Linked DNA regions of Homo sapiens: region 2 is linked to region 1. Evidence: chromatin loops called from intact Hi-C (ENCODE). Cell type or tissue: mammary epithelial cell. All regions are shown on one strand. Links, peaks and the distances in the headings refer to the core of each region. The heading gives the core; the rest is flanking DNA.

Region 1 (7,274 bases), core at 1,423-6,422:
GTCAAGAATGTACAATGAAATTACTGTATGCATCAGTGTAGAAAAAAATTCCTTTTTAAAAGAATTATAAAACCATAGCTTTATAAATCAGTGGACAGTGGCTTACAGAGAGATCTATCAGATGTGTTTACATCACATCTTATCCACTTTTTTTTTTTTTTTTTTTGAGACAGAGTCTCACTCTGTCACCAGGCTGGAGTGCAGTGGCACGATCTCAGCTCACTGCAACCTTCACCTCTCAGGTCAAGTGATTCTCCTGCCTCAGCCTCCTGAGTAGCTGGGATTACAGGTGCCAGCCACCACACCTGGCTAATTTTTGTATTTTTAGTAGAGATGGGGTTTCACCATGTTGGCCAGTATGCTCTCGATCTCTTGACCTCATTATTCACTTTTTTTTAACGGCTCAAATCCTTTGGCATTGCTATGTTCATATTTGTGTATTCCTTTTTTATAGCTCTGATAGCTTTAATTTTCTAAGCAGTCTGTCTATCAGATATGCACATCTACTGTGCTTGAAGTATAGTGCAACTCATCAGTAATAATGTGTACTAGTTATGACTTGTTGACATTTCCACTATAAACTTTAATTTTGAATTGTTTATGCATTATAACTGTGGATTTCTATAGTATTGGACTGAAAGTTGACAGGATTTCAGCCACCACTTATGAATTTTGATTTAGATTCATTATGTGTATCAGAATCTTCTTTTTTTTAAATAAGAGATGGAAAGCATTTCTTGTAATCTGCTCTTTAACAAAGAATTTTTTTTAAACAGTTTGTTGGGCAGCTGATAGTGTGAACCAGGTCATTTTTGTATTAAGTAAAAATAAAACTTTGAGAAACTTGAATTTTAAAAGTAATGACAATGCTTACGTTAGTATTATTTGTAATATGAATCATTTACATCTAATAAGAATGTTAGTTGAGAATGTTTCCTTAAAGTTTTATACCCTATAAATGAAGGCCCAGGAAAAATAACGTATAAGATGAAACAGCAAACGCTTAAAATTCCTGCTTATTTTATTAGATAAAAGTAATTTGAGTGCTTACCTAATTAAAAAAAAAAGATTGTAGTTGTTTCATGGTGAAACAGTCCTTCAGAATATATCGTCTGCTATATTGCAGGAAGTGAAGGTGTGGCTTGTCTCAACCTGTTGCAAATATCTTGAAAGGCAGAGTTCCGGGCAGTGACTGGTTATACAAAGTCCACAATTTTGATAAGTTAGAAAATCTGCTCTGTGACTCACTGTGTGATCTTAGACAAGTTATTGACCTCTTTGACTCTCAGGGAAAACAATACCTGCCTTTTAGATTTGTTCTGAGAATTAAGTAGGTAAAGCCTCTGACACTTAGTAGGCTGAAATAAATAAAGAAAGAAACTTATTTCTTCACATCTCAACTTCTTCTGGACCCAGAATTTCCCAGTTTTGCTGCTCTCCTCCTCACTAAGTACATTCATCCCCTAATAACCACTCTGACTTGTCGAGAAGGAAGAGAACTCATGTGGTCACTCTTCGTTTTCCCCATATTGCCCTCATTCCCAACTGCTTAAGCCCATCCAAAGTTAGACATAACTCATTTTTTTTTGGCCCTCATTCTAGCTATCTGATGGCTATGAATAATCATGTTTATTATTTTCTGAGAAGTTCTTACATAATTTCTGTTACCTATATCAAGCCCATAAAATAGACATTTAAATGGCCATTTTTAAGAGTGAAGAAAAAGGGGCACAGAGAAGATAAGCAATTTGTTTGGTGTCAGAGCTACTGAGTACAGAAACTAGGATTCTAACTGGGGGCTGTTTAACCCCAAAACCCATGCTTTTTCTACTATAGCACTTAGATTCTTTTGGCTGATAATCTTGTAGTTAACAAGGAATATGTTTTGATACTATTTGGCCCAATTATTAGGTACAAAATGTAAAAGTTGGTAAATTATCAACATCCTCTGTAATTTTTGGAGCAGTCAAGTTACCATGAGAATACTAAGAGAGATGTGAACGTAAGTGAGGTTTGAGGAGAGGTTTTTCCACTTATTCTCTAAATTCATGATCTTGAACAGCATGTTCCCATCTTATAATTGAATAAAATATGACTTTCAAAACAAAAAAGGATTGTGAAATGTGTATCAAACCACAAAGGTACTGGATTGGATGTGTATGCTCAGAACCTTAGAGTTGGATTTTGTTGACGTTGATGAGTGCTTACAAATTCACAGTCAGAAAGATTTTGTTCTTTTCCCAGGATTTGGAATATTTACTAATCTTCGTGAATGAGGAGGCTTTGTATTTTTGAATCATAGTGACACATAATGACTGCACATAGACTTGGGTCCTAACTGGGTCACATTCGGGCAGCACCAGTGGAAGATGATGGGCAGAGAAGACCAAGCTTAAAGAGAGGGGAAGGAAGTTAGAAAAATGATGAGAGGTACCCCGAAAATTGATGCTAATTATCCATTAGACACTGAGTTAAGAGACATTTCCAGGTTTCTGTTTTCAAGAATATGAAAATTTGAAAGATAAAATTTATAGAAAGGGTTAAGTCCAGGCCAAGAAAGTGTTATAAACAGATAAGAAGCAGGAGTTGAGATAAGTCTAAAGACTGCAAACTCTTATTTCTGTTTGTTCTGGTTTTGATTGGACAATGTTTGTACATCTCTGCTACTTACCGTCTACGTGAACTTGAATAAACCTTTTGACTTTTTCTGATCAATTTATTTATCTGTGAAATGGAGATATAATCTTTACCTTGCAATGTGGGTGTAAAGATTAGACATAATATATGTAACGTGTTGGGTACATAACTGATGATCAATATATGGTGGTTTTCCTCTTTCTTAAAGGACAGTTGTATATACATATAACTTATATATATGTGTGTGTGTGTGTGTGTTTTCATATATATATATATATATATATGTTGGGCATGGTGGCTCATGCCTGTGATCTCAGCACTTTGGGAAGCTGAAGCGGGTGGATTGCTTGAGGCCAGGAGTTCAAGACCAGCCTGGACAACATAGTGAAACCCTGTCTCTACTAAAAATACAAAAAATTAGCCTGGCGTAGTGGCACATGCCTGTAACCTCAGCTACTCAGGAGGCTGAGGCATGAGAATCGCTTGAACCCAGGAGGTGGAGGTTGCAGTGAGCCGAGATCATGCCACTGCACTCCTGCCTGGACAACAGAGCGAGACTCTGTTTCAAAAAAAATAAAATAAAATGAAATAAAAAATAAGTTATATATATATTTATGTTCTTAAAGGACAAGTTATATATATATAACTTGTGTGTGTGTGTGTATATATATATAATATATATAGTGTGTACATATATATAATAGTGTGAACCAGTTCACTTTTGTATTAAGTAAAAAACAAAACTTTGAGAAACTTGAATTTTAAAAGTAATGACAATGCATAGATATATATATATTGTGTTCTTTAAGAAAGGAGAAAACTATCATGTATATATATGTGTACATGTATGCATACACATATGTAGACATATACACACATATATGTGTGTATATAAACGTATATATGTCTGTTTGACCACATTACACACTCTGAGAAGATTCAAAGTCATTAATTACCAAAAACTATAAAATATAATGAAAGTTTAGAACCCTGGTTCCATTCTTTCCACCACATGGGTTAATGTGGAATAAGCTGGCTCACCAACAGCAGCTCTATGGAGTTGTATGAGTGAGCTCTGCCTTGGTGTACATCCAATCTTAATTTTAGCTGTTACTACAACACAAACTTTCATTCTGTCATTCTTACATAATGTGACCCATTCAAAGGATGTGTCAGCATTCATGAAGTCATGACTCAGAAGACGATGAGCTGTGTCAGAGCTGAGGTGAAGCGGCGCCTAGGACCATTACCACAGATTTGTCAGGGCAACGAGCATTACTGGTTAAAACTATTTGAAGAAATCTAACCTCTGGAATGAAGCACTTATGAATTCCGGAGTTTAAGCAAAAATTATGTGAGTAGCAAAAGAAGAGGTCATTGAGCCAAGGAAATACCCAGGACTCATCCTTTACAGAGATGCTTAAGCCATGGAATTAAGAGACAATTTTACAGTGAGAAACTGAATGTACAAATGGACAACTGCCAGATCATATATATATAACTTTGACCCACAACCTGCGGCAAACTGCCCAGGAAACCAATCCTCTTGTCTACAATAAATAGGCGAATTTATTGTCTACAATAAACAGGCCAGCCTGCTGCAAGTCAGATTTGCACACTGCCAGATTGTTACCTCTAGTGACAATCCAGGAAGCTAAACAATAACTTCTATCACAATTGGCCCCAAATGACCAAGAGTTGATTAATAACTGACAGCATCCCTAATTTTTGTCCCTGCTTCCAACTTAGAGAAAGATATGCCCTCCTAACCAATCACACAGGATGCCTACAGCTAGTTAGCCTCCCTATAGCATCCCCATTCCAAAGCCTCCAGTTTATCCCCATTTTTTTCCACTATAAAGCTTTCCTTCTCCTTCACCTGTCTTTGAGTCTCTGCCAAAACACAAGCAACAGTAGCTGACACCCTTGCTATGGCAAGCTCTGAATAAACAGCCTTTGCTTCTTCCTATTTAGTTGGTCTTTGTTTATTTCCACACCAGACAAAGATCTGCCAAGTCATAAAGAAAGGACCCCAACCTTAACTACAGACTAGCTCATTCCAATTCTTCCCAATTCACAAGCCTCAATGCCAAGCCATGCCTTTCTACTCTTGCCTGTCCTTTTTCTGTCTGTAATATCACTTTCCTTTCTTAATTCTTTTTACTTATATCTGCAGTCCTTCGGGTTGCCCTTGTGCCTCACTTGGAAGATTATAACAGCCCCTGAAATAGTCAACTTCATTTGCTTCACATTCTAATCCATCTCAATCACTGCCACCAGATAAATCTCACAGAAACACAGTTCTGATGTCATTTATCTGATCAAGAGCAACACATAGAAAATTTTCAGTCTAAGAGGACAATTCCTTAGTAGCCACTGAAGCAGCCTTTCCCAAACTTGCACTAGAGCACATAAAATGAAAAGCTTTTTTTAAGAATGATTTTTCCAGTTTTTATAAAAACAGTGAAGTTATATTAGAAAAAATATTCAGAAGCCTGTCTATGTTTGTCTCACGAAACCTGAAGAACCTCTTGTCATCTGAAAGATCTAGAAAGATATTTGTTCTCAGGGTCCAGGACATATATTTTTCTATCAACTATAATAGAAAACACTGAAGCTGTATCTCTACTGAACAGGTTTTGATATTGGAAGAGAGAAAAACGATTGTGAACTGAGTGTCATATTCACCTAAGATATTTCCCATAGGATATTTTAACAAAAGACATTCTCAGACATGCTGGAATCAGTAAATTTCACTCCTGAACCACCTTTGGAAAACGTTTACATAAAGACACACAATTGCCAACTGGCTAAAAGCGAACATTTCCAGAATGCATAGGTCAGGCTATGAAAAGCTTAATGGAGCTACGTTTACTGAACTTGTTTGAAAAAGTCAGTTTTCTGATTGAAAAGTGTCTTTTCAGGATTTGACAGCCTGGAGTTAAGCTTTATCCGTAATGTTTTTCATACCTGTTCTCCTGCTTCCACTCTAATCCTCATATGAGAAAAATTGTTTATCAAGCATCATTATTTTACCCTACAACCAGATGAAATATACTGCCTGTTGGAGAACCACTGAAAACTTTATGTTACTCTGTTTTACATAACTGGAATATTTGTGCCAAGAATATTACAAAATGCTCTTTCCCTCCATAAAAACAGAGTTGCCTGGAGCCACATAAAAGCTATTGTCATTCTCAAAGTATTTAAGTGATAGATTTCAACATTTTTACCACTCATGTGGAGTGATCTGAGTCATTATGCTTTTATAAATGAAAAAAGACTGAGCCATCACGTGCAGAAATTACCTGTGCCTCATCCCTTTTCTATTCTAATTCCCCTTCCAACTAGAATGTTTGAAAGTTTCTATGGCAAATAGGCATAAAAATCAGAATATATAGTCTGATTTCAACTATGAAAACCTATGTGATATGAAAAAGTGCTCAACATCACTGATTATCAGAGAAATGCAAATCAAAACTACAATGAGATATCATCTTATCCCAGTAAAAATGGCTTTTTTCCCAAAAAACAGGCAATAACAAATTCTGGCAAGGATGTGGAGAAACGGGAACCCTCATACATCCTTGGTGAGGATGTAAATTAGTACAACCACCATGGACAACAGTACGGAAGTTTCTCAAAAAACTAAAAATAGACCTACCATATGATCCAGCAATTCCACTACTGAATATTTATCTAAAGGAAATGAAATCAACATGTCAAAGAGATATTTACACTTCCATGTTAACTGCAGCACTATTCACAATAGCCAAGATTTGGAAGCAACCTGTGTCCGTCAACAGATGAATTGATAAAGAAAACATAGTACATATACACAGTGGAGTCCCATTCAACCATGAAAAAGAACGAGACCTGTCATTTGCAACAACATTGACGGAACTGGAGGACATTACATTAAGTGAAATAAGCAAGGCACAGAAAGACAAACTTCACATGTTTTCACTTATTTGTGGGATCTAAAAATTAAAACAATTAAATTCATGGAGATAGAGAGTAGAATGAGGGTTACCAGTAGCTGAGAAGTGTAGTGGGGGGTAGTGGGAGTGGGTATGGTTAATGGGTACAAAAATATAGTTAGAATGAATATTATATAGTATTTGATAGCACAACAGGGTGACTACAGTCAACAATTTATTGTACATTTTAAAATAACTAAACAATAAGTTGGAATGTTTGTAACACAAGGAAGTGATCAATGCTTGAGGTGATGAATACCCCCATTTACCCCAATGTGATTGCTACATATTGCATACCAGTATCAAAATATTTTATTGTTAGGCATAGTGGCTCATGTCTGTAATCTTAGCACTTTGCGGGGCCAAGGTGGGCAAATCACTCAGGCCTAGGAATTTGAAACCAGTCTGAGCAACATGGCCCTATAATTCAGATGGAATATGTTGCCTTGTTAGTACTTCTGTCCAGCTAGTGATATTCAAAATTGTGGAAAATATAGATGAAATTTTATAAACTCCCATGATCAGCATGATGTGAAAAAGAATACACAGGTATAAAGAAATTAGAGGAAATACATAGTTAATACTGTTAGTAGTGTTTTTCTTTTTGGGTCATGACTATAAAAGATTTATTTTCTTCTTTGTACTTTTTTATATATT
Region 2 (7,274 bases), core at 1,410-6,409, 91 kb after region 1:
AATAGCCATTAATGCTCTCACTTTATTTGGCGTATCTTTCTCTTATCTTTCTGTATTTTACCCACCTCTTTTTCCAGGCACCAAGCAGCACTAGAACACAGAATTTGCAGTCATTAATAAAATATGCATGATAACAAGTTTAGAGTGTGTGAGTTATAAATGTTCCTTTCTTGCTATTGACTAGCATTAGGACACACGGTAAATATGCATGTTTTAAGAGACAGAGAAGTAGTAGAGTTAGAGCAAAACACACACACAGAAAGACAGACAGGCAGACAACAGAGACAGAGAGGAGAGAAAGGGTGACACGATGGTGATAAGACAAGTGTAGGGAGGAATACGTGAACTGTATTTGAATTGCAGGAAGATGATTCAGGTATGAGAAGACCAAGAAGCAAAAATCTGTGAATCAGTGGAGGGAGGAGGAGCAAAGGGAGTGAAGAAGGAAAGGGTTAAGATGATATAATGTAGGACTGCATTAGGAAATTCCACTGGGACCAGCCACCTAAGGGGAAGTCTTGAGATCAGGGAGGGGAGAGAAACCTGGAGAGCAGTTTCATGCTAAGCCTTGGGGTGTAGCAAACAACCTTGCAGGTGGGCCTTCATGCCTCAAGGACCAGGAGCAGAGAGAGTTCAAGCTGGTCCACCTAACCACTCTCTATCTAAGTGGGGAAGGGGGTGCTTGCATGAAGTGGGTTTTGGGAGGTTGAATTGCTGTTCTACCTCCTCCACTCCATCATTCATTGATTCATTCACTCATTTAACAGATACCCACTGAATGTCTACTGTATAGTAGGCAACATATGGGGCACAGAGTTTCACAAACATGGCCACACTCTTACAGAGCGTATATTCTCCAGAGGGAGATGGAGAAGTTAACAGTCTATGTGATATACTACCAAGCGTGATGGCCATAATGGGGGAAGCACACAGAGCTGTGGGATCACCAAGGAGGGGCTCTGCCCCCAATGCTGAGAGATTAGGGAGGCTTCCAAGAGGACTAGGCATCTATATGGAGAGCCAAAGGGCAAGAACTTAAGAGGTAAGAAGAAGGGAGGTGGTCCAGACAGAGAGAGATCAGAGTACTGGAGAGTGTCGATTACTTCTCTGGCCCAAAGCATTGCTTCTCAAGCCATCCGTAGTGAAGGACCAGTTCCTTACATTTCCAGTTCACCATGGATACTTTTGTAAAATACAGCGAAAGGGAATTACTATGAAAATGAGATGACAAAGACATTTTTAAATGTTCAGTTTTTAAATTATTAGACTAGATCCAATAGACATAAAACTACTTTATCAAATTGTTGTAAAAGCATGATTGATTGCTGAGCTTATCACACACCAATTACAGTTCATGAATCATCCCTGATTCACAGGCCACACTTTAAGGAGCACTTGCCTATAGCATACAGGAAAAAGAGAAAAATTACAGTCTAGAGGATTCTGGATGAAACAGACAAGGAAAAGAAGAATCAGTGAGCTGTTACCAGAAGCTCTTTCTGGGTGTAGGTCCATTCAGACTGCAGAAACCTGTGGTGAGAGAGTCATCATGCATCCGTCTGAATTGCAACCATTGAATTCTCACCACACCCAGTGTCTAACATTAGTTAATTTGGTGGAAAGTGGGACACAATCAGCGAAACAGAGGGTTTTAGAGGAAGCTGAAGAAGGAATTAGGGATAATCAACTTCCCCTTCCCACTCCAGCTTCAAAGCTTTTGTTAGTTTCTAAGAATCCTCTGACTCTGTAAAATAGACACCCCTTCCAATTCAATGGTTTCTGGTTAAAAGGGGAGGGGGGAGAAACAACAACAACAAAAAATGATAATAATAAAAAACAAGCAACCAAGCAAATAAACAACAAAAAAAACTTCCACAACTGCAAAAGCTTTCCCACACATCCATCTGCGTCTGCTTGCCTGGCTACCGCCTTGTTTCTCATTCTGGCTTCTGGCTGCAGAAGTTTTCTTTGCTGAGATGCACTCTCTGGCCCTCCTGAGCTGTGTTGCACATACCTCTTGTACATTCCCAAAATACTCTCCAATCACAGCACTTACCACTCTTTATTTAACTGTCCCCTCAAATTCATCCTACATTGGACTGTGACTTCCTGCGGTTATATTCCACTGCAATTCAGAGAATGGTACATGGTAGCTACTCCGTAAATCACTGTTTGTTAAATGAAAGCATGCATAACTCCCTTGAACTAGGAAGAAAGTAATGTCAATTTTAGAATGTGAAGAATGACAGGCATCTGGAGATGTCTGGAGAGGAAGGGCATTCCAAGGGAAGCAAGCTGCATGCACAATGGCATAGAGATATTAAAAGACATGTTTGAGGAATCTCAAGGGAACATCTGAGAGAGTCAAAGAAAGGGAGTCACATTAATTTATGTTTTAGAGAAAATATATGAAGCATCAGCTTTCTAACATGTGATTGAGTATAAAATTAATGAAACATTTCAGTAAATGAAACAGTAAAATTTCTCCCAAAGTTTGTAACTCATTGTTTTTCATTTAGTCACTCATTTAGCACATTTGCTCATTTAATAATCATTCCATTGCATCCATCAAATCTGTTTTTGAAGTAGGAAACATAAATAAGAAATAAATTGCCCACTCACTTAGCTAAGTAACACACGTTACCACTATATGTGTAGTATATTTTCTCAGCAGCAATAAAATAGGAAAGAAAAATTACTTCATCAGTTAAACAAGCATGCACTAAAAAAATGCCCTGGTTTCTTTCTCTCTCTCTCTCTCTTTTTTTTTTTTTTTTTTTTTTTTTGAGACTGAGTCTCACTCTGTCACCCAGGCTAGAATGCAGTGGCACGATCTCAGCTCACTGCAACCTCCACCTCCCAGGTTCAAGCGATTCTCATGCCTCAGCTTTCTGAGTAGCTGGCCCACCACCATGCACAGCTAATTTTTTTTTTTATTTTTTCTTTTAGTAGAGATGGGGTTTCACCATGTTGGCCAGGCTGGTCTCGAACTCCTGGCCTCAAGCGATCCTCCCACCTAGGCCACCCAAAGTGCTGGGATTACAGGCGAGAGCCACTGCTCCCAGCCTGCTTGGTTTCTTAAGGATTAAATCAAAGGAGGTAGTTGAAGATATATACAACCTTCTTAATCCCTGCAAAGTCAGTAGGAAATCCAACCCTTTAATTTCTTCCCTAGAACAAAGACATGGTGAATCATAGACCTACTTATATTTAGAAGCAGATTTATAATTATACATACTAGTAAGACCTTCCCAATCAAATTAATGGAATGTCACTGGATCACCATTAGCTACAACTAAAAGGTGACAAAAGCATGATAAGTGAATTTAGAGCGTAAGTTATCTAGCTTGGAAATTTGCCACCTCCACAATTGTTCTTAAAATCGTATTTGGCTCACAGATATGATGATGGCGATGATAACAATGATGATTATACAATGATGCAATACCTAGTAACACAGCTGCTTCTTGAGCAATGCTCCCAAATCTCTAAAGCAGATGATTCAACTTGGTTTATTGTGGAGATTCAGCAGATATTACTTGTTTTTTCCTTGCTTTATTTAACTGCACAGCAACAATTTCCTCAAGAGTCATTTCCTGTGGTAAGTTTAAATCCCCTTAAAATGAACTAACCCTGTCCCTTGAATCATAGTCACATTGTTTTGCTTTCTAAGAAATAAAACAACTGAGAATTTCAAGATCTCAGTTTCCTCATTTGCAATGGAAGGGGGTTTAATTAGGTTTTGTGATTTGTTTGTTTGTTTTACTGTTACAGAGCAGTGGTCCATATTTTGGGGGTATATGTGATATTTTGACACATGGATACAATGTGTAATGTTTATTATACCAGGGCAATTGGGATATTCATCACTCCAAACATTCACCCCTTCTTTATGTTGTGAACATTCTAATTCTTCTCTTCTAGCTATTTTGAACTATACCACAAATTATTGTCAATCATAGTCATCCTACTGTACTATCAAAAACTAGATCTTATTCCTTCTAACTGTATCTTTACAACAATTATAATTAGAGTTTTTTTTTTTTTTTTGAGACCAAGTCTCGCTCTGTCACCCAGGCTGGAGTGCAGTGGCTCCATCTTGGCTCACTGCCAGCTCTGCCTCCCGGGTTCACGCCGTTCTCCTGCCTCAGCCTCCCGAGTAGCTGGGACTACATGTGCCCACCACCATGCCTGGCTAATTTTTTTTTTTTTTTTTAGTAGAGACAGGGTTTCACTGTATTAGCCAGGATGGTCTTGATCTGACCTCGTGATCCACCCGCCTCAGCCTCCCAAAGTGCTGGGATTACAGGTGTAAGCCACCATGCCTGGCCATAATTAGAGATTTTTAAAGGTATCTTTTAACTCTAAGAAAAAAACAGCAATCATGAAATACTCTGTAACAAACACCAAAGTAGATATATGTTATATATATAATTTTGTTTAATTCTTCTGAAAACCATTTTGGGATTGGGGGGAATTTTATTACTATTATTATAATTTTCTAGTCAAGAGAACAGAACTAACTTTAGTCTTCATACCCAGTTAGAAGTAGGGTTGGATTTCCAGTCTCTACCTGCTAAATCTCTATCTACCTCATACCCAAAATCATACCTTCAAGTTCTGTCTCCCATTCAACATTCCATAAGACCATGATTATACAGTTTTTAAGAATTTTCAGGGTAGCAATTTAGAATGCCAGCCATTTGGAGTTTGCAACATGCTGTTTTATATTTTTAATAGCTTTCTTTATATTCTTTCTTTTAGAGCAAGAAGTCTCTGTTCTCCAACCAGTGACCCAAACATTACCTTGTGTACAATAGCGATGCGTGTATAGACCTCCAACACATGATGGATAAGAACACATTCTCCCCTCTCACACACCAAGGACATGGGCTGCATTTCTCTGAGTATCTCTGTTTACCTTTTATTCCATATAATACCTGATCACAGTGTAAGTTTTTGATGTCAGGGAAATAATGATTACTGTTGTATTAGTGCAATTTATAAAACACATGTCTATAACAGTATATCTCTACCCTATAAAAAAAATTTCATACATAAAGGAAGACAAATAGTCAAGCATAAGGCAAAATATGAGAAGTCCTTTAAGAAAGCTACAAAATACCACAGAATTCCAATAAGTTAAACAATATGATGTTTGACAGAAAACAAAATCTAATCCATGTTAGATTCATTGACATGAAATGAAATTCTTAGTGTAGTAGGCTTAGACTTGGAAATAGAAAGCAACAGCTCTAATTCTAGTGCTCTTCACTAGATGCATGATCTGGAACAAGTGATGGAAGGCCCATGTCTCTAAGTTTTCTCATTTGACAAGTAAGAGGTTTCTATTAGATTGGTGATTTTTAAACTTGCTGCATTCTTCCATGGTATTTGGGGGTTATGTTAGAGGGGACAAAGAGAGAGGTAGTAGGATGAAGGTGAGTCTCTAGAGTTCAGTGCTTCTACTTTAAGCACTACTATCATGCTTTGCTTTTTTATCTGTTTGCAAATTTGATCTGTTTGCTGGACATACACACAGATTGCTCTTTCAGTAAAGCATTCAGTATTATGACATAATTGTTGTCAAGCACTATACTGAATAACCACCAGATTTCTTATTGTATGAGTCTTCATGAAGATGACATCATGTGTAATTTGTTGCTCAATCCCAGTTATCACAATGGTGGTTTCCTCAGTTTTTCAGGAGTTCCCCTTTCCTGTTTCTGAGGCTACTGAGTGAACTAGGGGATTCCTGGCAGGAAGCACCAGGAGCACTGAGGGGATGGCTTCTCCACAGCTAGTGTATGCACCCTATGGTGGTCGGGGAGTTCCAGCCTCATTTTGGCTGGGAAAAGATGACCTATATTCCATTTGTCCTAGAAAATGCCTCCTTTTCTTATTTCCCTTGCCTCTGCAGGCATCAGAAGTCCTGTGGGAAAGAGAGAATTTGGGTTTTCCTGAGAAATTCATTCACTTCCCCTTTTCTGTTTGCATTAGTGTGATACTCCATTTAGATGGGGAAGTTGTGGTTAAAAATTAAATTGAGAGAGGAGAATGTGTTCTTATCCATCATGTGTTGGAAGTTTGTACACACATCTCTATCGTACATAAGGTCACTGTCTTCTGTGTAATTGCAGCACTTTGTATGAATCTCTTACAGCACAAATTAAAGGTACCATGCATGAATAATCTGCTGGCCTATTTTTCCTTTCTCCAGCCTAAGTGACTGGAAATATTAAGAAAATATTTGTTGAATGGAGGAAGACATATATGAATGGATAAATACAGCCTAGTCCCCTGGATTAAATGTGTTCAAGCATTCATGGAGAAAGTATTACTAAATGTAGTAAAGAAAAAAATCTGGCTACTCTACTGAAGAGGAGGAAGCTCTGAGACTTCATGAAGAGAGAGAGAGGGAGACCCTGGTATCCCTGCTGATCCCAGCCTTCCAATCTTCTCCACCAAAGCACCAGACCTGTGATGAAGCCAGAACATCTTGGGTGTTCTAGCCCCAGTCACGATCTGACTGCCGCCAAAAAAGATATTCCAAACAACCAAATTGTTCAGCTGAGATCCAGTAATAGAATCCTGTTAATTATTATTGTTTTGAGACACTAAATCTGCAGTGGTTTGTTATAAGCTAAATATACACAGGAGAGGCAACCAAGTAAGCAAAGAACAAATAATATCCCACAAGGTAGAAGGCTAAGCAGGGTCGATACGATGCGTAGAATCTACATGGAAGACCTTTCCCACCACTTCCGGGAAAATGAAATGAAGCTCATCCTTAACAGAAAGAACGGCAGAGATCTTTATTATGGCACTCACACACACACAGAAAAAACATAATGGAAAAAAAACCAATTGGGTCACTTAGGGCAACAGAATTCATTTTTCCTGCAGATATATTAGTATCAGTTACCACTTGCAGATAGTCAAAAAGAGGGAAAATCCTGGCCAACATGGTGAAACCCCATCTCTACTAAAAATACAAAAATTAGCTGGGCATGGTGGTACGCAGCTGTAGTCCCAGCTACTCGGGAGGCTGAGGCAGGAGAATCGCTTAAACCCAGGAGGTGGAGGTTGCAATGAGCCAAGATCACACCACTGCACTCCAGCCTGACCACAGAGCAAGACTCTGCCTCAAAAAAAAAGAGGGAAAAGAAAACTTAGAGTAATATCAAAAGGAAGTCTCTTGGGGGCACCAGAACAAAGACTCATCTCCACACCTTCTTCTTTGAGATACCTGCTGCTAAATTACTGGATGCGTA

Evidence for each region. A loop is a pair of places that touch in the nucleus more often than their neighbours do. Peaks named below come from ENCODE experiments on the same cell type or tissue, not always from the same donor. Only the 100,000 strongest peaks of a DNase experiment are listed, where the experiment ranks them.
Region 2: it touches region 1 in a loop (7-fold over the local background); 1 of 110 quality-filtered maps calls a loop at or near these places.

The regions. Positions count from the first base shown.
Region 1 is chr11:102,848,089-102,855,362 of GRCh38, reverse strand. It overlaps LOC124902741 (a long non-coding RNA gene), which reads right to left and starts at 2,890. Exons shown (of 3, transcript XR_007062868.1): 1 at 1,052-2,890. In mammary epithelial cell, for the core only: no CTCF peak of the experiment used is centred there; DNase peaks (open chromatin) are centred at 3,812 and 5,842; H3K27ac peaks cover 3,509 bases.
Region 2 is chr11:102,756,767-102,764,040 of GRCh38, reverse strand. No RefSeq gene overlaps it. Among named protein-coding and RNA genes, the nearest start is that of MMP10, 20 kb to the left of the region's middle. In mammary epithelial cell, for the core only: no CTCF peak of the experiment used is centred there; DNase peaks (open chromatin) are centred at 1,470, 3,510 and 5,670; H3K27ac peaks cover 2,083 bases.